2 separate regions of the Mus musculus genome follow, and region 1 is linked to region 2. Evidence: chromatin loops called from intact Hi-C (ENCODE). Cell type or tissue: heart. All regions are shown on one strand. Each heading gives the region's core, and the rest is flanking DNA. Links, peaks and the distances in the headings are about the cores only.

The links. Peaks named below come from ENCODE experiments on the same cell type or tissue, not always from the same donor. Only the 100,000 strongest peaks of a DNase experiment are listed, where the experiment ranks them.
Region 1: it touches region 2 in a loop (7-fold over the local background); 37 of 42 quality-filtered maps call a loop at or near these places.

Annotation. Positions count from the first base shown.
Region 1 is chr11:55,382,869-55,397,810 of GRCm38, reverse strand. Sparc (secreted acidic cysteine rich glycoprotein) reads left to right here. Exons shown (of 10, transcript NM_009242.5): 9 at 1,862-2,010; 10 at 2,198-3,652. The coding sequence ends at 2,226. It also overlaps a transcript of Gm31842 not described here. Among named protein-coding and RNA genes, the nearest start is that of Gm31842, 7.5 kb to the right of the region's middle. In heart, for the core only: CTCF peaks have their summits at 4,448 (motif pointing left) and 7,872 (motif pointing left); DNase peaks (open chromatin) are centred at 5,130 and 7,790; H3K4me3 peaks cover 350 bases; H3K27ac peaks cover 658 bases; H3K27me3 peaks cover 353 bases.
Region 2 is chr11:55,437,438-55,452,379 of GRCm38, reverse strand. Atox1 (antioxidant 1 copper chaperone) reads left to right here. Exons shown (of 4, transcript NM_009720.3): 3 at 1,755-1,923; 4 at 5,596-5,743. The coding sequence ends at 1,879. Among named protein-coding and RNA genes, the nearest start is that of Atox1, 16 kb to the left of the region's middle. In heart, for the core only: CTCF peaks have their summits at 5,541 (motif pointing right), 7,148 and 7,356 (motif pointing right); DNase peaks (open chromatin) are centred at 5,629 and 7,369; H3K27ac peaks cover 2,325 bases.

The sequences.
Region 1 (14,942 bases), core at 3,004-11,003, 54 kb after region 2:
AGATGCTCATCACTCTATGTCCGGTTGTGTGCTGACCAACCCCCACCCCCAATTCCCTCCCAGTGCCTGGCTCTCCTAGGCTCTGGGAAGCTCTCAGCTGCTCCTCTCCCAAGCTCTTGCAGTGGCTGGGATCCAACTGAGTGACACGGGGGTATGGAAGGGAGAGTCCTGGGGGACATCCGGATCCCGTGTGCCAAGTGGCCTCGAGAAAGTTCGAGGTGGCTTGCCAGGGCTGGATGGCTGGGGAACGCTCCAGCCTCCTCTTGGTCAGAGCTGGAGGTGGCCTTGCAGTGGCCCGAGTCTGTTTTCTCACAGGACCATGAAGGTCCTGGCCATCTCAGATTCTGTGTGACGCCTCCTGTGAGCAGGAGGCTGTGAGGAACACTGGAGTCAGAGTGTCCCCTGACGTCCCTTGTGGGTAGTTGTGTTCTGGGGACAACTAATTGGGATTCTGAGGAGAGAAAAGGAAAAGAAGCAAAGATCATGCCCTAGGGTCTGAGGCCAGCAGGAGCACACAGAGGACAGAGGGAGGGTGACCCTGAAGTCACTCATTGCATGATGTAGCCTTCCCATCTTACCACCCAGCCAGGCCTGGTTCAGCCCCTCCCGGAAGTCAGAGCCATCACCAGATTTTGTTGTTCACTTATTTTTAGCACTGGGGATAGAACCTCTCACTAGGGAATTCTAGGAAGTGCTCTATCACTGAACCACACCACATTCCAGTCCCTTACTGGAGGATTCTAGTCCAATACTCTACCACTGAACTATGTCCCCCAACCCTTTACTGGTGGATTCTCAAGGGGGATTCTAGGCAGGTGCTCTACTGCTGAGCTATATCCCTGCCCTATTAGAGGACTGATGGGTCTTTTAAGACCCCATTTTAGGCTCCTGCAGTTATATCAGTGTGTGAACATCAAAAATCTATAGTGTGGTCAGGAGGGGGTGGTGCACGCCTTTAATCCCAGCACCTGGGAGACTGAAGCAGGCAGGTCTCTGAGTTTGAGGCCAGTCTAGCCTACTTAGAGAGTTCCAGGGCTATACAGAGAAACCCTGTCTTGAAAACAACAACAAAGAAAAGAAAAGAAAGGGAAGGGAAGGGAAGGGAAGGGAAGGGAAGGGAAGGGAAGGGAAGGGAAGGGAAGGGAAAAGAGAAGGGAAGGGAAGGGAAAAGAGAAGGGAAGGGAAGGGAAGGGAAGGGAAGGGAAGGGAAGGGAAGGGAAGGGAAGGGAAGGGAAGGGAAAAGAGAAGGGAAGGGAAGGGAAGGGAAAAGAGAAGGGAAGGGAAGGGAAGGGAAGGGAAGGGAAGGGAAGGGAAGGGAAGGGAAGGGAAGGGAAGGGGGAAGGGAAGGGAGAAGGGAAGGGAAGGGAAGGGAAGGGAAGGGAAGGGAAGGGAAGGGAAGGGAAGGGAAGGGAAGGGAAAAGAGAAGGGAAGGGAAGGGAAGGGAAGGGAAGGAAAGGAAAGGAAAGGAAAGGAAAGGAAAGGAAAGGAAAGAAAAAGAAAGGAAAAGAAAAGAAAAGAAGAGAAAAGAATGACAATCTATATTGCAATCTCACAGACTTTGACGTAGCATAACTGAGGTGCCGAATATATTGTTTCTATGTCCCCAACACTCATCCAAGTGGCCCTTACAATGGGGCCTATAGACTCAGAACTGGAACAACTTCACTTACTTCCCTGTCAGATGGGCTAGGAAACTGAGGCTCAGAGTAGGGTCGTGTGGTGGTGTCTTGGGTCTCTCCTGCAGGACCATGGCAGAGCTGTGGGTAAAGCCAGGATCCCAGCCCTGGGCTCCTACTACCGGCTTCCCATACTGGACTGTTGTTCTCCCACACTCACACCCTTCCCTACTCTTCCCTGCCAGGTACCTGTCCCACACTGAGCTGGCCCCACTGCGCGCTCCCCTCATCCCCATGGAACATTGCACCACACGTTTCTTTGAGACCTGTGACCTAGACAACGACAAGTACATTGCCCTGGAGGAATGGGCCGGCTGCTTTGGCATCAAGGAGCGTGAGTGTTTGGGCTTAAGAATGGAAAGAAGTGTCCTTGAGGGATGGGATGTTGTCCCTTCCCCTCTGGTGGCCCATTTCCCTCTCCTGCTCCCACTCCCACTGCCCCCCTTCTCTTCCCGACCAGCCCCCCTCCTGTTTTCAAGTGGTAGAGCCTTATTTTAACCACGCCCCTTCTTCCTTTGCAGAGGACATCAACAAGGATCTGGTGATCTAAGTTCACGCCTCCTGCTGCAGTCCTGAACTCTCTCCCTCTGATGTGTCCCCCCTCCCATTACCCCCTTGTTTAAAATGTTTGGATGGTTGGCTGTTCCGCCTGGGGATAAGGTGCTAACATAGATTTAACTGAATACATTAACGGTGCTAAAAAAAAAAAAAAAACAAAGTAAGAAAGAAACTAGAACCCAAGTCACAGCATTTTCCCACATAACTCTGAGGCCATGGCCCATCCACAGCCTCCTGGTCCCCTGCACTACCCAGTGTCTCACTGGCTGTGTTGGAAACGGAGTTGCATAAGCTCACCGTCCACAAGCACGAGGAGATATCTCTAGCTTTCATTTCTGTTTTGCATTTGACTCTTAACACTCACCCAGACTCTGTGCTTATTTCATTTTGGGGGATGTGGGCTTTTTCCCCTGGTGGTTTGGAGTTAGGCAGAGGGAAGTTACAGACACAGGTACAAAATTTGGGTAAAGATGCTGTGAGACCTGAGGACCCACCAGTCAGAACCCACATGGCAAGTCTTAGTAGCCTAGGTCAAGGAAAGACAGAATAATCCAGAGCTGTGGCACACATGACAGACTCCCAGCAGCCCGGGACCTTGCTGTCTTCTCGACTCTTAGGGCGTTTCTTTCCATGTTTGGCTGTTGGTTTTAGTTTTGGTGAGCCATGGGTGGGCCAGAACATCACTCAACTGCAATTGGGCTTTCAGGTTCTTGCCGGGAGCTCTAGGCACTGGGAGGCTGTTTCAGGAAAGTGAGACTCAAGAGGAAGACAGAAAAGGTTGTAACGTAGAGGAAGTGAGACTGGTGAATTGGTTTGATTTTTTTCACATCTAGATGGCTGTCATAAAGTTTCTAGCATGTTCCCCCTCACCTCTCCCCACCCCCTGCCACTTGAAACCTTCTACTAATCAAGAGAAACTTCCAAGCCAACGGAATGGTCAGATCTCACAGGCTGAGAAATTGTTCCCCTCCAAGCATTTCATGAAAAAGCTGCTTCTCATTAACCATGCAAACTCTCACAGCAATGTGAAGAGCTTGACAAGTCTTTCAAAATAAAAAGTAACAACTTAGAAACGGCTGTCCTGTCCCGGGTGATGGTATGTGTGTCTTACTCTCCGGTGCTTCGTTTTCAGGTGTGCACAAACATGGCCATACTTGTGCACAGAAGCAAACACTCCATTGTGCTTTTATACACACACACATATTCACACACTCAGACAGGGAAGATATGGCTCCTGTGAGCACTAATTTAACACATGAAGAAGCCAGTTCCTGGGCTGGGATGTAGCTCAGTTGATAAAGTGCTTACCCAATATGAACAAAGCCCAGGTTCGATCGTCAGCGCAACCTAAGCTGGCTGTGGCAGTGAATGTTTGAAATCCCAGCCCCAAGGAGGTAGAGGCAGGACAGTCAAATGTCCAAGGTCATCCTTAGCTACAAGTGAGCTGGAGGCCAGCCTCGTCTACACAAGACTATACACACCCCCATCCTGTGTGTGTGTGTGTGTGTGTGTGTGTGTGTGTGTGTGTATTAGTTCTTTAATCATTCCAGCCACCTTTCAAGTGTCTGAGAATCAAGCTGTGTTCACCCCAAATCAAGACATTTTCTTCACACAAAATTCTAGGGAGCTGAGTGTAGTGGTGCACACCTTTAACCTTGGTAATTGGGAGGCAGTCATGAGCAGCAGTCTGTGAGTTTGAGAGCAGCATGGTTTATATAGTTATAGGGCAGCTAAGACTGCATACTGAGACCCTGCCTCAATAATAATAATAATAATAATAATAATAATAATAATAATAATAATAACAACACCTCTGGCAAGGTGGAGGAGCAAGGTCTTGGATCCTTGGTGGTTGATGCAATAATAATAACACTTTTATTATTATTATTATTATTATTATTATTATTAATCCTTAAAACCCCACAGAACACTTTATGAAACTTGTGCCCCTCAGACATACCAGTGTGATGTTAGGGGCAGGGCAGGGAGGATCTAGGAAGTTTTGTTCTGATCTTATGTGTGCAAGCCCAGTATATTGATGGTCTCTGGGAATCTGGGCAATCAGAGGGTTTAGGAAATTCCTACAGGGGGCTAGAGAGAGGGCTCAGCGGTTAAGAACACCGACTGCTCTTCCGGAGGTCCTGAGTTCAAATCCCAGCAACCACATGGTGGCTCACAATCATCTGTAATGAGATTGGATGCCCTCTTCTGGTGTGTCTGAAGGCAGTTACAGTGTACTTACATATAAAAAAATAAATAAATCTTAAAAAAAAAAAGGAAATTCCTACGGTGTTGCATTCATTAGCTGTTTGTCGGGTGCCTCCAGTGGACAAGATGTCCCTTGAATAAGGCAGAATCACACAACTGAACAGTTCCAGACAGAATGGTGTGCGAAGGAAACGAAGACTGGGTGCAGGTGTGGAAACTGTGAAACTGTTCCCTCTGTCAAGGTGGGGAACAAGATCTTGCCCCTTGGTCAGCCGGGGTCAGATCATCTGTGGAACACACAGCACTGACCCCCAAAGCTCAGCTCTCAAGAAATGAGCTCTGGGGCTTAGATGACTTGGCTACACCTTGAAGGCGGTGAAGGGCAGAGAGAGGCTGGAACTTAGCAGGCCTCTCATCTCCAAATGTGAATGTCTTCTACAGCAAGTCTTCAGAATTTTCAAGAAAAGTCAGCATGGAAGAATTAAAAATCAAGGCTGGGTTGAGGTGCACTGCAGCCCACTGCCAGTCACCTGCCAACGGAGTTAACAGAACCATCAGTCGTCAGAGGTGATGCTTCCCTGCCCTCCTGGCTCTGTCCGCCAATTTCTTTAAAGCAGTGATTCTCTATAGGGGCGGTTCTGATGCTAAGGTCCTGTTCTCCAATTGGTTCTTTATCTGTCAGTAAAGATAGCCGTGGGCCAATTGGGAAGAAGGTAGGCGGGACTTCCAGGTCCCAATTGGAAAAGAAGATGCAAGGAAGGAGAGGAGGCTTTTTTGCCGTGCTTTGGAGAGAGATGACAGCAGCCATGTGAGGTCCCAGGACGAGCTGGGGCCTGTGACCACTACTACAGGCGGGTGGTTAGGGATGTTTAGCGGGGCCTAGGTGGGACTAGCCACTGAAGTTTAGGGCTTGTGGGAAGAGTGGAGATAAAAATATTACTAAAGGCGAGAGATAGTAACGCCCAGCAATTGTGTCCTAAGGCAAGCTGAAAAGGAACAAACTGTGTGTGTCTTTTGTCTGAGAATTTAAGGGAAGCCAGGTAGGGGCTGGTAGTGCGGTCACTTCCCGGAGCTAAAGGCAGATAGAGCGTAAAACTACATGCAAGCCAGGCAGTGGTGGCACATGCCTTTAATCCCAGCACTTGGGAGGCAGAGGCAGGCAGATTTCTGAGTTCGAGGCCAGCCTGGTCTACAGGGTGAGTTCCAGGACAGCCAGGGCTATACAGAGAAACCCTGTCTCAAAAAACCAAAAAGAAAAAGAAAAAAACAAAAACAAAAAAAAAAAACAAAAACAAAAACCTGCACGCAACAGTTCTATCTTCCTGATGCTGTGACCCTTTAATGCAATTCCGCATGTTGTGGTGACTCCCAAACATAAAGTTATTTTCGTTGCTACTTAATTGTAATTTTGCTGCTGTTACAAACCATCATGTAAGTATCTTATATGCAGGATATCTGATATGTGACCCTTGTGAAAGGGGTCATTCGACCCACAAAGGGTCACAACTCACAGGTCAAAAACTGCCGCTTTAAAGCAAACTACTTAAGACACACCCGTAGTCCCAGCATTTGGCAGGAGCAGGAAGATCTCACATTTGAGGGCAGCTTGGGTTACATTGTGAATCCTAGGCCATTCATGTTTCCATAACAAGACCCTGTCTTAAAAACTAAACCAAATAAAACAACCCCTTCACTAAAGCCCTTTAATATCCAAAGGAAATTGTATCCTTACCCTCGACAGAAGACCAGCATCATGCAGCCTAGATCATGACTGTGGCTGAGTTGATAGAGTACTCATTTAGTATGGATAAAACCCTGACTTTAAATCCAAAATCAAAATAAACTGGGCACGATGGCACAGAGCTATAATTTTCGTCTTTAGGAGGTAAAGTAGGAGGATCAGAAATTTAGGTTTATTCTGGCCTACAGGTGAGTTGAAAGCCTGGTGTGCTGGCTAGTCTTCTGATAACTTGACATACGAACAAGGAACCGCAGCTGAGAAGATGCCTTCATAAGGTCCAGCTGTAAAGTGTTTTCTTAATTAGTGGTTGGTGGGGGAGGGCACAGCCCACTGGGTGGGTAGTTCATCCTTGGGTTGGTTCTGGGTCCTATAAGAAAGGCTAAAAGGGAAAGCAAGCCAGGAAGCAGCACCCTTCTATAGCCTCTGCGTCAGTTCCTGCCTTCAGGTTCTGGCCCTGCTTGAGTTCCTGTCCTGATTGCCATCAACGATGAACAGTGATATGGAAGTATAAGCCAAATAAACCCCTTCCTCTCTAACTCGTTTTTTGGTCACGGTGTTTTGTCTTAACAATAGAAACCCTAACTAAGACACCTGGGCTACATGAACTCCTATTTTAAAAATAACAGAACACACACACACACACACACACACACACACACACACACACACTAGACTTTAAGGTCAACCCTAGAGCTAGACCTTAAAGATAAACACAATAAAAATACAATGAGAAACAATGCCTCGCTTGAGTGGATATGTCCCATGCTTCTTATACACAAAGAAATCAGACCTTGCCCTTGACAGTTCAAAGGAAGACCACATTACAAGTAATTAGACATAAAGCCAACCAAAGAACTTTCCTAAAATCATCTTGGAGTTAAAATGGTGGCTGTCCCACCCTTACGGGAAGTGTAGGTCTTTGGGTCACCATTAACGAATCAAGCATTTCCTAGGGAGTAGGTAACCAGACCTGAGATGGGAGATACCAGGGTCAAAGGAACCAGAAAAGGACTCCTCCCTCTGTCCCCCCACTTCCTTTTTCCTTTCCTCCCTCCCTCCCAGACACAGTGTAACCCAATAGAGTCTCTGCCAACACTCCAATCTCACGGCCCACCTGTGACAATTCTGGCAGTAATGTTTCTGTCTTTCAGTCTGTGGGCAGGGTACAGAAAAAGCCAACAAATCACCACCATCACCATCATCTTTGTCTCCACCACCACCACCACCACCACCGGCTACACTCCACAGTCTTGGCCTGTCCCCTTTCTCCTGCCCATCACATTTCTTCCCCAAGGCCACATGTGCTTTGGGAAGGAACTCAGGGGCTTTTCAGTCTGTACCAGATGTGCAGTGTCTGCGGTAGTTCCTGCTGCAGGACTATAAGTGTTCAATATGTCCAAATCGAAACAGAAGAATAGGCGTACTCAAAGGGTCCTGGGCAGGCCTGGAAATGTATCATCCAGCCAGCTGTGGGTGGGAAGCCTCTCTTCTACTTAATGGTCAGTGGATATCAGGACAACAGAGTCTTGTCTTCAGGGACTGATTCTGTGATCTGCCTTTCTCTACTTGGATAGGTCTTTCTAGGCATAGTTGGATCCAGCTAACCTGATTTCCAGCTGTGCACACAGATCCTGCGGGACCCAGCCAGTCACCAGGCCAAGAGGCATCGAGGAGAGAGTGCCCCCTGGTGGTTCTAGAGAGAAAGAAGGTTCCTAGGGACTTAGAATTTATTTAAAGCTTTAGGGAGGTCCAATCTGGCCCCCTCATTTTCCTTATGTGGAATATGAATTTCAGAGAAGCAAAACCCCTCAGGTAAGATCACTAGATTACTGATTCAATTTTCCTATGAACAACAAATACTTAAAAACCAACAACAAGAAGAACAATTGCAACTACCTCTCATATGCTAGGATGTCTACTAAAAAAATGGCTTGTTGATTCCTGAGGGTCACACTAAACTGTGTATTTTTGTGGTAATTGTAGCAACACTTTAAGCTCAGCCGCTGAATTCATATCTGAGCTGGCCCTGCAACCCAGGTGATTCTGAACGCATAGCAACAATGAGGAACCCTTCTCACCCCTGCCACAACAGAAAAGTCCAAGGGGCTAAGGACAAGTCTAACGGGTATAAAAGGGTCATTGTCAGTCTTGAGTGGGGGGATGGACATATGATTCCTGGTGAGACTTAGCACAAAGTGAAGTTCAATCGTCCTTTGACTACAGGTTGCTGAACCCCAGTGCATCTTAAATGCAAGGTAAAAATACACAGCAAACTAAGCCCAAGGAATTTGGTTAATGCTTTTAAAAGAGAGTTGGATACAAAGTTTAGCTCACTTGTTTGTTTGGAAGCCACTCAAGAAGGGCTAGGGGGTTAGCCCAATAGTAGAGTGCTCATTTAGAGAAGGGGCCTGGGATTGCTAAGCAACACCATCAAAACAAAACAAAACAAAATGCTATCTTACTATATTACTCTTTGATGGGTACAGCATTGCACAGTGAAGTCTCAGCACTCAGGAAGCAGGATTGTGAGTTCAAATCCAGCCAGGGCTACCTAGGAGACCCAGTGGCCAATCTCAGTTGTCAACTTTAGGTATAGAATCACTTGAGAGACAGGGCTCTGGGCACATCCGTGGGATTCTCTTGATTAGGTTAAGGAGATGCGAAGACTCACTGTCCAGGATAGTTTTGTGCCAACTTGACATAAGCTAGAGTCATTTGAAATGAGAGAACCTCAAATGAAACAAATACCTCCATAAGATCCAGCTGTAGGGCATTTTATCAATTAGTGATTGTTGAGGGAGGTCCCAGTACACTCACTGTGGGTAGTGTTATCCTTGGGCTGGTGGTCCTAGATTCTTTAAGAAAGCAGGCTGAACATGCCACGAGGAGCAAGCCAGAGAATTCCGTGACCTCTGCATCAGTTTCTGCCACTAGGTTCCTGCTCTGACTTTGAGTTCCTGTTTTGATGAGCAGGAACTTAAATAATAAACAGTGATGTAGAAGTGTAAACCAAAACCCTTTCCTCCCCAACTTGCTTTGGTCATGGTTCTGTCATAGCAATATTAACCTAAACTAAGATACTCAACAGTTATGGGTGGCACCATTCCCTAGGCTAGGATCCTGGACTGTATGTAAAGGATAAACATTCACTGCTCTCTTCTTCCTGACTGGGGATAAAATGTGACTAGTCACTTCAGGCCCCTGCTGACTTCTCTGCCATAATGGACTGTAACTATGAGCCGAGAGAAACCTTTTCTTACTTACTTTGGTTTTATCAGCATATTTTATCACAGCAATAGGAGACGATACTGAAAAAGAGCTGGGTCTTGTGGCTACTTCCTCCAACATTCCTTTTTGGAACCTAATGAAACTTACAATTATAGTCCCTAAAGCAGCGTGGTGGCCCCTCCTTCTCTGCCCGAGTCTTGGCCATGGTGAGCCCCTGTAGGAGCTGTCAGAAATGGTCACTACTGTCAAAATGGCGGCACTGCGACATTTCCTCAGCCTGCAGCCATCACAGGAGCTGTCCACAGTGGCTACCCTTTCCTGCTTCAGCCTACATCCTTGGTGAAACACTAGTGCAGGATCCGTCCCACGGGAGCTGTTTACAGTGGCAGCACCTCCTCTCCAGCCCCTCTCCACCCCCCTCCCCCCGCCGCCCTCAGCAGCTCCACAGAGATGGTGCCTCAGCAAAAGCCAAATGCAGCCTGGAAGGACTTTCCACCCTTAACCCATGGCCCCGATTCAGGGAAAAGCGGGTGAAAAAAGCCACCAATCCCTGAGCTTCCCACAAACCCACCAATTTCTGAGCAGGAAACCCACCAATCCCTGAACAGCTAACCCATATCCCTGAACAGGAAACCAACAAATCCGTGAACAGGAAATCCCACCAATCCTTGAACTCCCCAAGCTCATGACTTGAAATCCCACCAATCCTCGCTCTGGAAATCTCTGCCTTGAAAAGCTTCACCCCTAAGAAATTCTATAAAAGCACTGTTCTTTGTCCAATTTTTGCTGCCCACTTCTGCGAGCAGAGGGCAGCCGTTCCTGGGTTTGTCCCTCCACACACTGGACCCTTCAATAAATCTCTTTCATGAGATTTATTGCCTGGAGTGATTGAGAAGATGCAAAGAATAGCGGCTGAAGTTCCTGAGCTCAGCTGGGAACATCATCCTCTGGGAGCTGCAACACCTCTGCTGAGGAGGCTTCCTCAGAGCCGCGTGGCTCCTGAGCTCCCAAGTCTCGGGATGCCCTTCTCTCGGGACACTGTCCCCCTCACAGCTGTATGGTTCCTGGACACTCCCTCCTCCCTCCTTCCCCCCTCCCCCCGCCCCGCGTCTCTGGATGCTCTTCCACTGGAATACTTTCTCCCCTCAGAGCTGCGTGGCTCCTAGGCTTCTGAGTCCCAGAATACCCTTCCACCTAGGCAGAAACACTTACAATAGAGATCCTTCCTCAAGGTTATAGCAGCAAAGAACAGCTACTGGAGAAGACACTTGAGGAGCTGCCTGCAACTTAGGCATACAGCTTCAGGGATGCTGCTGTTGTGAACTGTCACTCACGGCAAGATGGGCTAATCAGGGATGCGGCTGTTTTTCCGTTACCCATGTGACCCCAAAACTAAGCTGGACTTGGGTGGAGCCATTTTGTCTATTGTTAATTCCCTAGCTTGAGTAAATAGACCTTTAAAAGGTGTTTTTTCAGGAAAAGTCACACAGCAGCTGGGTATGGAGTCCTATGGGTAGAGGGGTACTTGCTTCACAAGTGCAAAGACCTGATTCTATAGCATAGCAAAGGAAAAAAGAAAAAAGCGAAAGAGCCGAGGCATGCAGGAGGTGAGACCCCGGGAGAGCTGGACTGACTAGTCTTTTGAAGGCCTTCTAGTTTCTCCAGACTCTGCCACAGCTTCCTAGAAGGTCCCAGAGGGTAGTGCAGTCACTATTGGCAGCGTCTTAATTGCCAAGCTTACTGAGCACTACCACGAGAGACCAGAAGGGGGCAGGCTGTACTCAGGAATGGACCTCGCAGATGCTCAGCTCAGGCTGAGTAGCAGCCTGAACGGTGGCTTTTTAGAACCTTGGGGGAATCATTGGCACTGTGGCATCGCTCAGTACACTGCTACACGGGTGGAGAAACTGAGTCTCAGAAAGAAGAGGTGTGACACAGCTCACTACCCACACTTCATGACACTGTCAGGATCCCCTAGAGAGAATCACAAAGATCCCTGGACCCTGGGAAACAGACCACACCTCCAGCTCTCAGCTAAAGGATAGCTGAAGAGGAGGCTGTGGCCTCGAGCTGGAGCCTGGCTGCCGACCTCAGAAGAGACCATAGCCTGCCCAGGTGCAATGGGAGAAGCCTGGAGCCTCACCTCTGACGCAAATGCAGGCATGAAGTGGAAGATCACATGATGACAGCCAAGCCACCTCCAACTCCCAGCCTCAGATTTTCTTTCAGTATTGAAAATACCTCACAAAGGGAGAGGTACTGGACAGAAAACCCCACTCTGTGCAGAAGGCTGTGAACAAATTGACATTCACTATTTCTTGTATATATTTCAGGTAATGCACTAATATTACATGATAAGAATAAAATGACGTGGGCTGGCGAGATGGCTCAGCAGGTAAGAGCACTGACTTCTCTTCTGAAGGTCCTGAGTTCAAATCCCAGCAACTACGTGGTAGCTCACAATCACCCGTAATGAGATCCGGCACCCTCTTCTGGTGTGTCTGAACACAGCTACAGTATACTTATATATAATAATAATAATAAAATCTTTGGGTTGAGCAGGGCCAACTGGAGTGAGTGGGGTTGACCGGAGTGAGCAGAGGTCCTAAAATTCAATTCCCAACAACCACACGAAGGCTCACAACTACAGTGTACTCATATACCTAAAATAAATAAATCTTAAAAAGAGAATAAAATGATGTAAGCAACAATCCATCTATCTATCCATCCATCCATCCATCTATCCATCCATCCTTACTTACACTGTACATTTATTTGTATTACACAGAAGAATGGAGCATCTTCAAGAAAGGAAGCAAACAGAAGCCACTGTTAGGGAAACATGCAGATATTTCAAATACCCACTTAGTGTGTGTGTGTGTGTGTGTAGATCAGAGAAAAACTTGAGGGGGTCAGTTTTATCCTTGCACCATGTAAGTCCTGGGGATCAAATCCAGGACTTGCTGGCATGTGCCTTTATCCAGTGACCCTTCTTTCTTCTTCTTCTTCTTCTTCTTCTTCTTCTTCTTCTTCTTCTTCTTCTTCTTCTTCTTCTTCTTCTTCTTCTTCTTCTTTTTTTGGTTTTTCGAGACAGGGTTTCTCTGTGTAGCCCTGGCTGTCCTGGAACTCACTCTGTAGACCAGGGTGGCCTCAAACTCAGAAATCTGCCTGCCTCTGCCTCCCAAGTGCTGGGATTAAAGGCATGCGCCACCACACCCGGCACTGACCCTTCTGTTTTAAGACAGAATGTCTTGTAGCCCAGGCTGACCTTGAACTCTGTGTTGATGACCCTGAACTTCTGATCCTCCTGCCTCCACCTTCTGAGTACTGGGATTACTGTCGTGTCCCATCATGCCTGGTTTGTTATTTTGGGCACTGTTGTTACATGCTGGACAAACACTCCATCAGTTGAGCCCTAACCCAGCCCTTTGTTTGTCTTATTCTATAACCCAGGCTGCCGTGGAACTCTACTATGTACCCAGGCTGGCCTCAAACTTGCTGCAATTCCCCTGCTTCAGCCCCCTGAGTTCTGAGATCACAGCCATGAAACATCACACCTGGGGGGTGTATTTGCTTTAAAATTTGACCCATCATCTCTCTTAAGTGGTGGCTTTTGTGTGTCCACTTCTTTGTGGGGACTTTACTGTGTGACACAAACGTTTAAAGCTGCCCCTACTGGTTGCCACAAATGCCCCGTGCTGTAGAGCAGGTTGCAGAGAGCAGCATGCGCACACATTTCCTCACAGAGAAGGCTTTCCTCCGGATGGATCCCTGCAAATGGAGTTGCTGGTCAAAGAGCAGGCAAGTGCTCCATCCTCGGCGGACAACGCCAAGTTGTCTTTCAAACGTGCCAATTTCTACTTCCTCTTCAGGTGTCTGAGAAGCCATCTTCCTCCCGGAGAAAGGAATCACTCATCCATCCCTGCCGCCTCTTCTTCATTTCTTTCTTCATGTGTATTGCGTGTGATACGCATGCATGTTCACATACGTATGGGTACTTGTGCGTGTACGCGGTGTGTGTGTGGAGGCTTGAGAGAGTAATGTCAAGGATGCTCCTTGATCCCTCTTCCAGCTTGTTCTTCTAGGCAGAGTCTTCGAGTCAATCCCACAATTTGAGGCTACGGAGAGTCTTGCTAGCCAGCTTGCTCTGGAGATGGTGTGTCTTGGACAGGTGGGTCTCCATGTCTGCCTGGCATTTGTGGGGATTCTGGGGATCCGAATTCTGGTGCTTTGACTTGGGCAACAAGACCACTGTGCAACCTTGGACTCAGATAGGCTGGCTGGTGCCCAGAGGTCTTTGTATCTGTCCTGGAAAGGGGGAGGAGCTCACACGGGCTTTTTTTTTCCTTTTCTTCCTCCTTCCCTTTATGCTCCTCTCCTTCCGAAGGAAAGAGTGGAAAGGCAGGAGGCTGCTGTAGAACAGCCCTCCACCTGAACCTGCCCCAGTCCCTCCTCCAAGGCCCCTAGCCATCTTCCCACATGCTGAACAAGTCCTGGCCTCCCTCCCGGGGTGCCCATGTGGTGTCTGAGATAACATCTTATCAAGTCCTTTGCCAAAAAAGCCTGCCTTTTTCTGCCCCTGGAAGGAATTAGTTTCACTTGTTCTGAAGGAGTCTCTGCATGCTCTCTCTCCTTCTGCCAAGAAACCTGAGAGGCCCTGGATTCCTCTGCACCTGGATGCAGACTCTGTCAGTTTAATCTGCCCAGCTCCTTCCAAAGGGCTTGAGAAGACGGGGCTTCGAGCTACTTAAAGGCTTAGGGAGGAGAGTGAGGGAGCGTCTGCCTGCATTTGGCTAGGCCTCTTGGGATGAAAGACCTGTGGAGAAGGGAGTGTTTACTAGGCTCAGCGGTTACTGAAGGGGCCAGAGATCCCCTGGGGCTGCTCAGAGGTGACCCACCAGCCAGATCACCAAAGATGCTGAGCAAGACAATTTCCACTCAGAGTTCTCAGAGCTGGAAGGCGAGTGTTTGGGGAGGAGATCAGAGCTGCTACACTTCATACAACCCCAGAGGATACTGTTTGCTCGGAGTGGTGGCTCCTCTCCTGCAGGCTCATTGTGGCTGCCATGACCACAACATGGAGCCTGCAGGAGTTGTCTCACTGTGGTTTTGTTTTTTAAAGCTTAATTAATTTATTTTTTTAAATTTTTGTTTCACGTGTTATGGGTGTCTTGTCTGTATGTATGTCTGTACACCATGTGAGTGCCCAGAGGCCTGCAGAAGCCAGGAGAAGGCACTGGATTGCGGGAGATGGAGTCACAGGCAGTTATAGTGAGTCATCCCACTTGGTTGTTCAGAGCTGAACTCAGGTTCTCCAGAAGAGCAGCAAACACTCTGTTTGTTTGTTTGTTTTTGTTTTTTGTTTTTTCAAGACAGGGTTTCTCTGTATAGCCCTGGCTGTCCTGGAACTCACTCTGTAGACCAGGCTGGCCTCGAACTCAGAAATCTGCCTGCTTCTGCCTCCCAAGTGCTGGGATTAAAGGTGTGCGCCCCCACTGCCCAGCTAGCAAACACTCTTAACTGACACATTT
Region 2 (14,942 bases), core at 3,658-11,657:
TGAAAAACAAAAATCAAAAACAAAGACTAAAATAAACAAACTAGGCCTGTCATCACATCACACTAAATCGGGAAGCTGAGACAGGAAAATCACAAGCTCAGGCCTTCCTGAGTGAGTCTGAGACATTCTTTTTTTGTTTTGTTTTGTTTTTTTGTTTTTTTTAATTTTGGTTTTTCGAGACAGGGTTTCTCTGTATAGCCCCTGGCTGTCCTGGAACTCACTTTGTAGACCAGGCTGGCCTCGAACTCAGAAATCCACCTGCCTCTGCCTCCCGAGTGCTGGGATTAAAGGCTTGCGCCACCACTCCTGGCGAGTTTGAGAAATTCAAAGCTACTCTGGGTGACTTAGTGAGACCTCCTCAAATAAAAAGTATCAAGAGACCTGGGGATGAAGCTCAGTGACAGAGTGCTTGCTGGGTGTGTTTGATGCTCTAGGTAGCAGTAACACACACACACACACACACACACACACACACACACACACAGGCTGGGGAGCCCCAGGGCTTCAGTAGTAGAATACACATGTGAGACCCAGTACCACGTTGAGAGACACAGAGACAGAGACAGACAGACAGAGCACACAAGCATTAAGTACTCAGTGAGAAAGGGTGCTTGCTGCCAAACTTGAGTTTAATTCTAGGACCCACATAGAAGGAGATATCTGACTCTAAGTTGTCTTTGACTATCATACACGCTCTCACACACTCACACACATGCACACACACATGCACACACACACACATGCACACCCCCAACACATGTACCTCACTCATTTACCTCCCTCACATGCATGCTCATTATGCTCACTGACACACTGTCATACATTCCCTGACTCACACACATTTATTCTCCCACACACTCAGACTGACACACATACACGCTCGTATACAGATTCTTTTCACACACTTGTTCACTCATACTTGCTAACAGAGACTCACACTTAACACACACTCACCCGTGTTCTTATTAAAATTAATAAGATTTTTAAAGAAAGCGGTTGGAGAGAGAAGAGTACAGCTGCTCTTGCAAAGGTCTGGATCCCGTTCTCAGCACCATATGATGGTTCACAGCCAAGGAAACCAACGCTCTCTTCTGACCTCCATGGTCATTGCACAAACGTGGTACACAGATATACATGCAAGAAAAACACATACAAAAAATAAGTAAGTTCCCGCCTGAGAAAACGCCTTGATGGTTAAGAGTATGTACTTCTCTTGGAGAGGACCGAGCACCACATCTGTCAGCTCACAACCACTTACAACTCCAGACCCTACACCTCTGGCCTGCAGGGCACCTCTACTCATGTGAACATACCCACACACTGGCCCAAGCATAAACATAATTTTTAAATCTTTTAAATAAGATTATAAAGAAAGGGAAGGAAGGAGGGCTTGCTAAATTGGGAGGTTGATGTGGGCATGGGAAAGTGAGGTGGTAGTGATAGTAGGATTGGGGGGCGGGAAGACGGAAAGAGAGGAAGGAGAAAAGGAGAGAAGAGACTCACTCGCGGGGCTGAGGAAAGAGGTTAGAGTGGAGTGTGCACCTGGTACTTGAGGCCTTGGATTCAAGCCCCATCACCCAAACGCCTTACACATAGAGAAGAGCCTGCAGCAGAGCCTGCCGCGCTCACAGTACCTAAAACAGAAAGAGCTCGCCGGGTGTGACAGGAATATTAAGGAGGCCGACCTCTTTGTTCCAGTGAGTGGAAGGGTCCTGCTTCCCCCTCCTACATCCCAGTTTGCTTCTTCCCAACAGGAGTGGAGTTCAACATTGACCTGCCCAACAAGAAGGTCTGCATCGACTCTGAGCACAGCTCAGACACCCTGCTGGCAACCCTCAACAAAACAGGAAAGGCTGTTTCCTACCTTGGCCCCAAGTAGCCAGGACCTGGGCGAGTCCTTCCGGATATAAACTGAAGAGGCAGGTGGGTGAGGTCCCAGCCATTGTTGCACAAGCCTGTTGCTTCTCCTGGGGTCCCTCATCTGAAAGGCTTGAGCCCAGAAGCAGTTCAGATTGCAATTTCTTTGGGGTTTGGAATCTTTGCCTAAATCCACCCAGAGGGCATCCATAATAGAAAAACCCCAAACCTTCTCACCATCCAGCTGGCACTGTCTAGTTTTGGAGCACACTGCAACTGGGGTTCCTGGATTTGAGGTGCTCAGACTGGACTTGGGCTTCTCGAGAGAGAGGTAGGGGGTGCCCTGATATGTCCAGCCCGCTGCCCCTCTCTGGAAAGGTCACAAGCACGTCCTCATTGTCCAATACAAGCGAGAAGTTCGGGGGTCTTGAGGGCCTCCTGTGAGCAGACAGAGTGCTGTGTTATGTTCCCAGAGTCCCACGGGATTCGAGGGGCACCTTGCTTGGTCAGCGTGCTTTCAGTTTAGAGTATGTGACTCTTCTGAAATGGTGAGCCTCTTACTTTGGTGAAGTGGCTGTCCCTTCACAGTAGTGTCCCACACTGTGTCCCAAGCCTCTGTCATCCCTCTTCATGAGTTCTTGCTCACCCTGCCTTTCCTTCCACTTGGAGCCGGATGTGGCGCCAGCCCAGCCTGGTGCAGAGTCAGTGACCCATCTAAGCTATCTTCCTTCCATGTTACCGGTCCCAGGGAGGCAGGAAGTGGACCAGTGCCAGTGCCCTTCTGTCAGGAAGCAGGACAGTCGCCTGCCCACCCAGCAGTCCTCATTGTGTCCAACACCCTCGCTTCCTCTGCAGTGTGTCTGACCCATGAATTACTGCAGTCACTTTGGTGGTTTGTGTTCTCTTTGGAACTGAGAAACACGAGGCCTGGTGAATGTGAGTGAGCTGACCAGAGCCCCACGAAGGTGGGTGGCAGAGGAGGGAAGGAGCCAGGCAGTCTGTGCGAATGTGTAAATGATAGTTACGATAGTGCTGACTCTATCAGTGACCCATGAGGGCCCCTGGCAGAGGCCAGCTGTAATCAACTGGGGGTGAGAGGTTCCCCTTTGTGTAGAGTATCCTCCTTAATGTGAGCATTTGGAACCTAAGCCATGTGTTCTGTGTCTATGGGACATTCCAGCAAATTAAAAAGTGAAGACGATCCAGTTCACAGGAGGCTAAGGCAGGAGAGGAGAACCAGGAAGTCAAGGCTAACCCGGGTTAGAGAGAGAGACCCTGACTCAAAAAGTAAATTTAACAAGGACAATGACAGAAAATGAGGGTGCCTGCTACTGAGCCTGACAACTTGAGTTCAATCTCCCATGTGGTGGAAGGAGAGAACTGAGTCCCTCACATTGTCTTTTGCCCTTTACACGCGCACACGCAACACATGCACATCCACACACACTCAGAACACACACACACACACTAAATGTAGATAAGGAAGGAAATAGAAGTTAGTGCTCCCTGCCTTTCCTGGCCCTGGACTTGGTCCTCTCCCAGGAACGAGCCAGCGTGGAGTCTGGGGCTCAGCTCCGCTGTGGTTCGCACAGCCTGGACGTGCTTCCTGTACCTGAGATTTGATCTCTGGAGGACACAAACCCTCCATTCTGCCCCACTGCCTCTCCTGGTCCCTGTGCAGCCTCCTAAAGGCTCGTCCCCTACAGGATGACAACACCAGCAGCTTTTGCTGTGCTTCGGACCTGCGCATCCAGCATGGTCCAGAATCCCTGGGGTTTGTGGGTGGGGCCCTGGCCTCCATCTCTTCCAAACAATCTTATTGTGTTTTGGACCTCCTTGTAAAGGTTTTCTTTATTTTTTAAAATTTTTTATTAGGTATTTTCCTCATTTACATTTCCAATGCTATCCCAAAAGTCCCCCATATCCACCCCCCCAATCCCCTACCCACCGACTCCCCCTTTTTAGCCCTGGCGTCCCCCTGTACTGGGGCATATAAAGTTTGTGTGTCCAATGGGCCTCTCTTTCCACTGATGGCCGACTAGGCCATCTTTTGATACATATGCAGCTAGAGACAAGAGCTCCGGGGTACTGGTTAGTTCATAATGTTGTCCCACCTATAGGGTTGCAGTTCCCTTTAGCTCCATGGGTACTTTCTCTAGTTCCTCAATTGGGGGCCCTGTGATCCATCCAATAGCTGACTGTGAGCATCCACTTCTGTGTTTGCTAGGCCCCGGCATAGTCTCATTTATTTTTTAAAAGTCATTTTGAAGTAGAGCCTCCCTGTATAACCCAGGCCATCTGGAAGTGGCAACAATCCTTCTGTCCTAACCCTTCAAATGCTGTGATCACAGCTGTGAGCCCCTGGGTAATCGTCCAGGTAAGGTTGTATACGAGGTGCAGGAAAATGGCTCAGTGGGTAAAGGCACCTTGGGTGCAAGCCTGGAGACCTGCGTTTGATCTCTAGAATCCACCTAAAGGTGGAAGGCGAGAATAAACCTGTCCGCCGACCTTCACACACAGACGATGATATGCATACCAACACCATTCTAATGATTTTTTTTTTAGATTTATTTATTATTATACATAAGTACCCTGTAGCTGTCTTCAGATGCACCAGAAGAAGGTGTCATATCTCATTACGGGTGGTTGTAATCCACCATGTGGTTGCTGGGATTTGAACTCAGAACCTTTGGAAGAGCAGTCAGTGCTCTTACCCGCTGAGCCATCTCATCAGCCCCCGAAAATTTTTATTTAGCTGGGTGGTGGTGGCATACACCTTTAATCTCAGCCAAGAGGCAGGTGGATCTCTGAGTTCGAGGCCAGCCTGGTCTACATTGTTAGTCCCAGGACAGCTAGGGCTATACAGAGAAGCCCTGTCTCAAACAAACAAACAAACAAACCAAAAAGAACAAAGAAAGAAAAAGAAAACAAGAAGGGTTTGTTTACCTTTGAGAAAAGGGTTGTGTTTTTGATAAGCATGGTCTCTGGAGAAGGACTGAGAGGAAGGACGAACAGTCTCTGTAACTAAAGTGGCGCCTGCTTATGACGAGACCCTTCGAGCTTGTTCCTTGTGGCTTTCGTTATCAAGGTGAAAATGTAGTTGACATGATGTAGTTTTCTGTGTTCATGGGTTGCCATTCATAAGCACTGTATGCGTTCATGGTGGAACACAACCACATCGGTACCTACTTCAGAACAATTATCTGAGAAAAAAAACCTCATGTCCGTCAGCACTACTTCCTCTGATAATGCCAGTCTGCTAGTTCTAGAGCTCACTCTGTATGTAGACCTGAAACTCACAGAGCTTCCCCACCCCCAACCCCCTGCCTCCGGAGTACTGGGATTAAAGGAGTGCACCACCACCTCCTGGCTTTTTTTAAAAAAAAAAAGTTATTATTAACGATTTCATGTAGCTCAAGTTGGCCTTGAACTCCTGATCCTCCTGCTTCTTACTCCAGTGTTGGTATTACAGAAGTTGGCCAAGCCCAGTTTTCAGACTTTTTAGTCTGGGAGGTGTCAAACATGTTTAAGCTCTGTGTGGAAAGGTTGTTCCTGCCTTTCACCCAAAATTCCACATCTGGTTACTTTGTAACAGACTCTAACCATACAAAGTTTCACCTTTGCAGATACCAGTTACCATGGGCAGTTACAGAGAGGCTGTAGAACAGACTGAAATGCAATGTTTCCCACTCACAGTAGGTGGCGCCATTGATCTGTCTTATTTTCCCTTTCTCCTAGGCTGTTGATCTGGTCTCCCCGGCAGATCTGGAACACCAACTGCTCAGTCCAGTCCAGCCCAGCCATGGAGTTCCTGCCCAGACAGGCCTTCCCCGCTGGCTCCCTGCAAGCTTCCATGTAATAAAGTCAAGCTGAGTTTGTTGATGAAGTGTCTGGTGTATGTTCTCGGTACTGCTTGCACATCTTCAAGCTGCTGCTGTGCTTGCCTGTGCTGCTAGGACCTCCTACTCAAGGTCACAACGCCACTTCTCTGCTGAGTGATCTTGAGCAGCCCACTGCCCTCTCTGGCCCTCTCTGTAATGGGAATCATTGGGCCAGATCAGTGATTTTTCTCTCTTCTCACTATGTAGACTCTGTATTTGAAAAGCCACCAAGTGAGTTGAATGTAAGAGACGAGACTTTGAAGTAGTTAGAAAAATAAGAAGCCACTGTGAAGACAGGCTACTCCAGTGAGGTTTGGGTTCCAGCAACTCCCAGCTGGTTTACTTAGCCTCTCAGGGTTTAAGGCCTGAGAGAGAAAGTAAAGAGACCCCAGCATCCATTACTCACCAACGTTTCCATATGTCATGGATCACAGATGGAGGACCTCCCCTCAAAGATCACCACTGCCTTTACAGAACCGCTTGGCAAAGTAAGGCAGTGTTTAGTCTGTAGCTTTTTGTTTGTTTGTTTTGTCTTGTTTTTTAAAGACAGAGTTTCTTTCTGCAGCCCTGGCTGTCCTGGGATTGGCTCTGAAAACCAGGCTGACCTCAAACTCAGATCTTCCTGCCTCTGCTCCTGAGTTTTGAAGTTAGACGTGTGTCATCACTTTTTAAAAGTCTGTGTAGCTTTCAAAAAAAAAAAAAAAAAAAAAAAAACCAATGTGTGAGGCAATATGTTGCTGCCAAGCTGGGAACCCCAGAGATGGCCCAGTTGGACCCCAAGACCATGCTGGACACACTTGGTGTCTGAGACCTAGGCTGGGGTCAGGGAGCTGGAAAGAGGAAACTAGAGCCACCTCATAAATGATGTGGAGTGCTCTGCCCATTTACACTGAGAACCAGAATTGCATTTTCCCAAGCCAAGAGAAAGCCATGCAACTGTCTGCTGTGCATAGGAAGGTTATAAAGCGTCCATTGTTCTCTGTTTTTGTGAGGCAGGGCATCCCTATGTAGCTATCCTGGAACTCCTCAGAAGCGCCTGCTTCTACCTCCCAAGTGCTTGGGTTAGTGGCATGTGCCACCATGAGTAAGTATGTGTATCTGCAAGTGTATGCCATGTTTGTCTGGGTACCTGAAGAGACCAGAGGAGGACATTAGACCTCTCGGAGCTAGAGTTACAGACAGTGATAAAGGTGGGTGAAGGGAACTGAATGTGGACCCTTGGGCATTTTCCAGGCAATCAACCCTGCTGGGCCTAGGACGAGATCAGCTCTGCCCTTGGCCAGCCATGACCTGGGTCTGGGCAGCTCATCTCTCCCAGTGGATTTTCTTCATCTGGACCATCACAGATCCTTCACTCCAAGGAACCTGAGAACCGAAACATCCTTTCACTCTGAGGAGACGTGCTGGTGTAACATGGGAAAACACACCTATGGCGCAGCCCTCTCGCAGTGAAAACAAGAGAGATCCTTAGCTGGGTGGAGACTTTGAGGCTAACTTGAGCTGCCTAAGATCCCTCAGTCAATCAACTGCCAACAAAACGAGTCTAGAGCCAATTAATGCCTTTGTGGTCCCTTAGGAGCACAGGGCTTCTTCCTAAGTCTCCTGGTAGGTGTTTTTTGACCACTAGATGGCAGTGTTCTTTGGATTTGGTCCTTCTGAAGGAATTCTAAGGGCCTCAGCTGAATGCAATGATCCCAACCAACTGGGATAGTAGAAGAGGCAGCTGTTTGTCCCCTGAGAAGTCCCTAGCCCTAAAGACACCACTAACTCAAGCCTTGGGCAGTTCTAATGGAGTAGGCAGCCTGGATCAGCTCACCTCCTAAGAGAAGCCATCCCAAGCTTATGTCTGCTGTCTTCAAGTCTCTTGCTCCTCCTCATTTAAGACAAGGTATCTTACTGATCTTGGAGCTTGACGACTCCAGCTGGAGTGTCTAGCCACTGAATCCCAGTGAGCCCTCACCCCCAGCCCAAATCTTTGATTTGGTTTGGATTTTCTTTTTTCTTGACAGGGTGTTGCAATGCAGATGGTCTCAAATATCCTCAGTTGCTGCTATTTAAGATTTGTATTAATCCCAGCACTCAGGAGGCAGAGGCAGGCAGATCGCTAAGTTCAAGGCCAGCCTAGTCTATAGAGTGAGTTCCGGGACAGCCAGGGCTACACAGAGAAATCCTATCTTGAAACCTGCTCTCCACAAAAAAACATGTGTTGTTAAGTGTGTTGTCTGTGTCTGTATGTCTGTCTGTGGATATTGCTATAATTGCAGGTGTCCTTGGAAGCCAATCTGTCTGTCTATCTACTGATATGTTGCATTGGAAACTAGTGGCATTGAATCCCCTGGAGGTAGAGTTACAGTTGTGAGCCACCTGATGTAGGTACTGGAAATTGAACTCAAATCCTTTGAAAGAACAATTTGATCTCTTAACTAGAGAGCCATTTCTCCAGCCCCTGTTTATTTCATTTTTGGACTACTGAGTAGTCAAGGAAGGCCTTGAATTTTTCAGACCTTCTACCTTCACCTCCCGAGTACTAGTATTGCAAACATGCACCACCATGCCTGGTTTATGCAATGGTGGGGATCAAAGCTAGAACTTTGTGCATGCCAATCTAACCCCAGCCCAGTTTCTAGATTCTTCAAACTCTCCATGCTTCTACAAAGTTTCCCCAAGGGCGTAGGGAGGCTCATGTAGAACAGACCTTTCCAATCTGGTGCACCCACAACCCAACAACGGCAGCTTTACTTGTTTGTCTTGTTGGTCTTAACCACCACCCCAGGACCTTGAACATGCTAAACAAGCAAGCTTTCCATCACAGAGCCGCTTCCCCAGCCTTGTTTGTGTATGTGTGCACATACGTTGCCTCTGCGTTCAACTGTGAGTGCCTGAGGCCAGAAGAGAACAGCGGCAGGTGTCCTGCTTTCACCCTGTGCTTTATTCCCTTGAGACAGAGTCTCTCACTGATCCTCCAGCAAGCCTGCACTACTCTGTCTGCACCTCCCATAGCACTAACGTTACAGATGCATACAGGCACACCTGGCTTTTTGTTTTGTTTTGGTTTTTGTTTTTCAAGACAGGGTTTCTCTGTGTAGCCCTGGCTGTCCTGGAACTCACTCTGTAGACCAGGCTGACCTCGAACTCAGAAATCTGCCTGCTTCTGCCTCCCCAAGTGGTGGGATTAAAGGTATGCGCCACCACTGCCAGGCTTACACCTGGCTCTTTATGTGGGCACTGGGATCCGAACTTGGGTCCTCACACTTGCATAGCAAGCGCTCTTACCCATGGAACCATCACTCCAGTCCCGATTGTTTGCCTTTTTAAAAAAATATTTATTTTATATATGTGAGTACATTGTCATCAGCCACTGCAGAAGAAGGCATTGGATCCCATTACAGATGGTTATCGTGGTAACTCCTATGACAGTGATGATTACCCACAATTCTTCACGATGCCAGTTCTACAAAGGAGAATGTTGTCTTTCAGTTGGAAAACTGAAGGTGGCTAAGAGAGAGACTGTGAGAAGGGAACAGTGGAGCCTGGAGGGTTGTGCCCGTGCCTCATGGGAGGGGTCAGTTGCTTGGGCCACTGCCCTCTTTATGGCATCTCCTTTAATTAGTACCATCTCTTACACAGCCCCAGTCTGTTATTTCTTGGGAGTGTCCGTCAGGGCTAGTTTTAGAATTCTGTGTTTTTGGTGGCCCTGTGTCCACTTAGTTTATATAAATGAGTCAAGTTTCTTTATTCTGCTACTTTAAACTTTACCATTTGTGTGTGTGTGTGTGTGTGTGTGTGTGTGTGTGTGTGTGAGTATGTGTGTGTCTATATGAGTTCATTAAGGTTGCTTGCAGTAGCACTGGTAAGGGTTGCTTACAGGAGTGTGGGTGCCTTAGTAGTGGTTACACCACTGAAAAGAGTGCTACTCTCTCCCTCAATCACCATTAACCATTTGTTGTTCCTCACATATCAGTAAGGTCTTCACCAATGAGTTACATCCAGCCCTGTACTTCCTGAGTTGAGTAGAGTAGGCAGGGTGTCAGAAATGGGGACAGTAGAGGTGGTCGTGCATCCTTGCTTCTGTTGAGTGGTCCCCCAGCCTTGGCTGGTGTGATGCCCCTGAGAACCTAGGCTTGGGGTACTCACCCTGCTCTGGATACCGCTCAGGGAGTTTCCTGTGTGAAGCCCACCCTTGCCTTCAGCCTTCCTCATGCCCAGGGCTGGTAAGTTGTGACACGTGAGACATTAGCTTAGCTCTTCCCTGTAGTAATGCCAGAAAGAGAGCCTGTTCTTTCTCCTCTCTCCCACCCTCTCCAGCTTCTGTCCCCCATGGATATTGGGGAGCAGAATATCCAAATCAAATAATCTTGAATGACCAGGGGCCTCTCAGCAGTATCTTTTCTTGGTGCCTTTGTTTGTTTGTGTGTGTGTGTGTGACAGGATCTCAAGTACTCCAGGCTGACCTCGAATTCACTTTGTAATTGGGGATCACCTTGAACTTCTGACCCTCCCCTGAATGCTGGAATTACACTTGTGCACCACCGTGCTCAGCCTTCTGGATGCCTTTTTGATAAGGGAAGCTGAGGAAAGGTGGGAGAGCCCAAGGGGGACTGGGCTACACTGATCCGACCCCAGCTTATAAGGTCCTGATGTAGCTGGGTGGAATCGAGGGCCACGGTGGGGGTTCGATGTCTAGCCTCAGCCTGGCACTGGGGTCCCAGGGGAAGCAGATAACCCCACAGTCTTCAGCCTGGTAGGCATTCAAGCAGAACCAGCTTCTGGGCCTCACCCTTGAGAACACGTCACCCCATCTTTCCACTGTGCAAGATCACTGACACCCCACTCCGTGCCTGGCTTCTCCTCTACCCTCAGTGCAGGTTCATTTTGAAACAGTCCTCCCAGAGGCAGCTGCTCCCGTGGCTCCCGTGTTGCCTAAACAGAAGCTGTGGTCCCTGTGCATGCCCAGTAATTAGAGGGCCAGAGAGGCAGAGGTGGCTAAGGATGGCAGGAAGGAGGGGCATATTACCTCAGGACAAAGAGATGAGCGGCCTGGAACCCTCAGGGTGCCATATCCCTCGGTAGGACTGAGACCTTCCCAGTGCCACCTCAGCCTCGTCATCTGCTGCAGGTCAACCTCCTGTGACGGCAGGCGCCTCGGGCCTCCTGGACCTGGGCATGGCTGAACTGAACCCTGTAGCTTCCCCCATCTGCCTTCTTGCTCTCCTAGCTCCAATCGGGGTGTTTGACACGGGATCTTATGAAGCTCAGGCTAGCCTGGAATTTCCGATCCTCCTGCCTCCAGTGTTTTGGACATGCATCATCATATCCAGTTTATATGGGACTGGAGGTGAAACCCAGGGCTTCAGGCACGCTGGGCAAGCACTCTTCCAGCTGAGCCACACCCTGACACTCACTCCTCATATTTCCAGTTTTTTCCCCTTGCCCTGAAGCAGTGTCTCCTTAGGCAGCTCAGGTTGGATTTGAACTCCAAACCCTCCTGCCCTCACCATCCTAGTCTAGGGTCAGAGGTGCTCATGACAAAAGCAGCTCGCTTGTCAGTTTGTTTATTTTCCACTTTCGAAGAACACTGGCCAAGTATTTTATAAGCTGTCTGCAAACATGGTTGACTAACATTCTCCCTGGGTTATACTGGGGCTGGGGAAGGTCAAACACCCTCTTCATTTCTTCACTGTATTGTCGCAGAGGGGCCTGTGTCATGACTTGGCACTGGCCATATTACCTAAGGGCATTACGATTGACTGCACCAGTACCTTTCCCTGTAAAGTGATTGGTTTTCTTTTTTTTTTTTTTTTTTTTTTTTTTTCCCGAGACAGGATTTCTCTGTATAGCCCTGGCTGTCCTGGAACTCACTCTGTAGACCAGGCTGGCCTCGAACTCAGAAATCCACCTGTCTCTGCCTCCCAAGTGCTGGGATTAAAGGCGTGCGCCACCACACCGGGCTGGTTTTCTATTTTATTCTATTTTATTTATTGCTTCTCCCCCACCCCCAAAGACAGGTTTTCTCTGTGTATCTCTGGCCATCCTAGAATTTGCTCTGTAGACCAGGCTAACCTGAAACTCACAGAGATCCATTTGCCTGTGCCTCCCGTGTGTGTGTGCTGGGGTTAAAGGTTAGTTTTTCTCTTCCATCTTCAGTCACCTGCCCAGTTTCACTCAAGGGAAATTGAGAAATGAGTTCCCCTCCCCCAGGGTGGGGGCGGGAGTCCCAACACCTTACTTGAAGTACATTGTTTGAAGAGTTCAGATTTGTTCTCTCATGTCTGTCTGAATCGCTGGATGGCATTGAATTACGATTTGTCTCGCCAGTCAGCCGGCCTATCACAGTCAGTGAGCCTCAGTCGGTGTCAAAGAGAGACCAGGTCTCAAAAAACAAGTGGGATGCTGACCACAGTGGTGCACACCTTAATCCCAGCACTCAGGAAGTCGAAGCAGGGAGTCAAGAGTTGAGGCCAGCCTGGGCTATGTAGGGAGACCCCCAACTCAAAATAAATGAACGTGGAGCTGGAGAGATGACTCAGTAGCTGTGAATAGAAAGCTGCTTGTAGAGAATCTGTGTTCGGTTCCCAGCGTCCATGATGTGGGAGGCCTGTAATGGCCTGTAACCCCAACTCCAAAGGACTTGACACCTCTTGTCACCTCAGGCATCCAGCACACACGTGCATGAAAGGTCAGCTCAGGAACCTTGGGAAGGTCATGAAACACTTGCCCCCCAGAAGGGAAAGGCTAATTAACATTCCTCAGACCACAGGGCAGGACCGACCTGTGGGTGGGGACACATTCCGCAGGACAGACTGTTGCCCAAGTTGAGACAAGGGAAGTCCTTGTCACCTCATTCCCTAAAGACCAATCAGTTTAAAGGGTGCACTGTTCCACTGATCATTGTGCCTAGCTGCTGATCCTCTATTCTGCCTCTGGAAACCACATAATAACTGGGGGTCTCCACCTCTCCTTTGGGTCTGGGACAACCCAAGTGCACTGAAACAATAAAGTCCTCTTGCTTTTTGCATCAATTCCGGCTCCACTGAGTGGTTCACTCAGGGGGTCCCCAGTAAGCTAAGGCTCCCTGGAATTTTACCTGCACATACCTACACGCATACAGACAATTAAAATTAAAAATAAACTTTAAAAACAAATGCTCCCCTGCCCCCAAACATGCAACTGGATCACACATACTTGTGACTACACTGTCTTTTTTCTTTTTCTTTTTCTTTTTCTTCTTCTTCTTTTTTTTTTTTTTTTTTTTTTCGTTTTTTTTTTCGAGTCAGGGATTCTCTGGACCAGGCTGGCCTCGAACTCAGAAATCCACCTGCCTCTGCCACTCGAGTGCTGGGATTAAAGGCATGCACCACCACTGCCCGATGACTACACTGTTTTATTAATATGGGCCAAAATTAGCAGTCTTTGACCTATTCTCCAAAGCAAAGTGCCAGGCCAGGTATGTTGGAACTTGTCTTTAATCCCAGCACTTGGAAGCAGAAGCTGGAGGGTCTCTGTGAGTTTAAGGCCAGCCTGGTCTACCTAGTGAGTTCTAGGCCTGCTTGGAATACAGAGTGAGGCCCTGCCGCCGCAAAGGAACAAAATTAAGTTAAATTAAAACATGAAGTTCTGATTTCTGTTAAAGGTGGCACTTGTCTCTGTGCCTGGGATTTTCCCAGGTTTAACATTTAACGTCCCAAACCTTTATATCCCAAGAGCCCTTCGAGTTTGGAATAAAACAAGATCTTTGGTCGCCACATTTAATTATAAACACTCGAGGAGGTTAAGTAAAAGGAGGTTGGATGGAACAGAACGAGCAGTCATCCCGGCCTTTGCTCAAAAATGGAACTGTGAAGCGAACATTGTCCATAGAAAATGGAGATTTTTTCCCCCCAGAGCACTTGCTGTTATTGTTGGGTTATGACTTGGGTTTTTAGGTGCCTGGACAGTATTCAGCCCTGTTACTTCATCACGGCTTTATTTAAGCTGGTCCCTACAGATGGAAATTTACCTTCTCTTCAATATTTGGCCATAATTACCAAGTCTGCCATAAACATCCGTATTTATCTGTTCTGTAAACTAGCAAACTCTGGGTAATAATTTGTTTTGAAAACAAGGTTTTCCTGCTAAAAACAAAACTTCGGGGAGTCTCCTTTCCTTCAGGTGGACCAGGGATGAGTTAATGTGGGTTCCCAGCCAAGGACCTGGGAAGGTAGCCCAGGCAGGGGAGAGGGCAGTATCCTGGGGTGGAGGAGGGAGAAGACAGCCTCCTGCTGTGGTTCCCAGCAGGGAGACCGTTGTTTATCAAGGCAAGCGGGAGAGGAGCTGGCCAGACGTGGAGGGGTCCAGTCTTGGCTGGGGCAGAACAGAGAGACTGGGTCCATTCAGCCCAGCTCTAAAAGGAGCAGAAAAAGGCAGGAAAAACAAGTCCAGACACACACTGGGTGGCTGCTAGCTGGCTTGGCCTCTTGGTACACCAAGTCCACTGATGCCAGGCAATGGGACCCAGCCAGCTCTTCCCTGGGAATCCAGCCTAGACAGGGCAGGCCTCAGTCAGCTCCACAGTTGCTTCCCGAGGCTGTAAGGCATGGATTCTTACAGAGTTTGGGATAGTTCAGTATTTTTCCAGACAGATGGGCATCCTGGGCCAGGAAGGTGATTTTCCAGCCGTTTATGCGCTGTGCCTGTATGGATACATCCTTTCCTACTTCAGGAGTGGCAGGAACACTAGCCATTTGTTCTGTGCCCAGTGACGTTGGTATGACACAAGGCCTCAGTCTCAAAAAAGAAGAAAAGAAGTTTGAGAAATGTCAGATCTGTCAAATCAGGCTAAACTGTGACACTTCATAGGATGGCCCATCCCTATAACTCGGGAGGCAAAGGCAGGAGGATCAGAAGTTCAAATTTATCCTTAACTCTATAGTGATTTCAAGGCCAGATTGGGCCACATAAGATCCTCTGCCCCAACCCTCCCAAAAGGTCTAGAATTGTGGGAACTCCTTATAAGCTTGCTTGCTTTCTTTCATTTTTTCTTCTTCCCTTTCTTTCTTATTTTAGTTTTATGTGTATGGGTGTTTTGTCTGCATGTGTGTCTGTGTAGCATGTGCATGCAGTGCCTACAGAACACAGGAAAAGGCATCAGGTCCCCTGAAACTGGAGTTGCAGATGGTTGTGAGTTGCCATGAGGATGCTAGGAATCAAACCAGGGTCCTTTAAAAG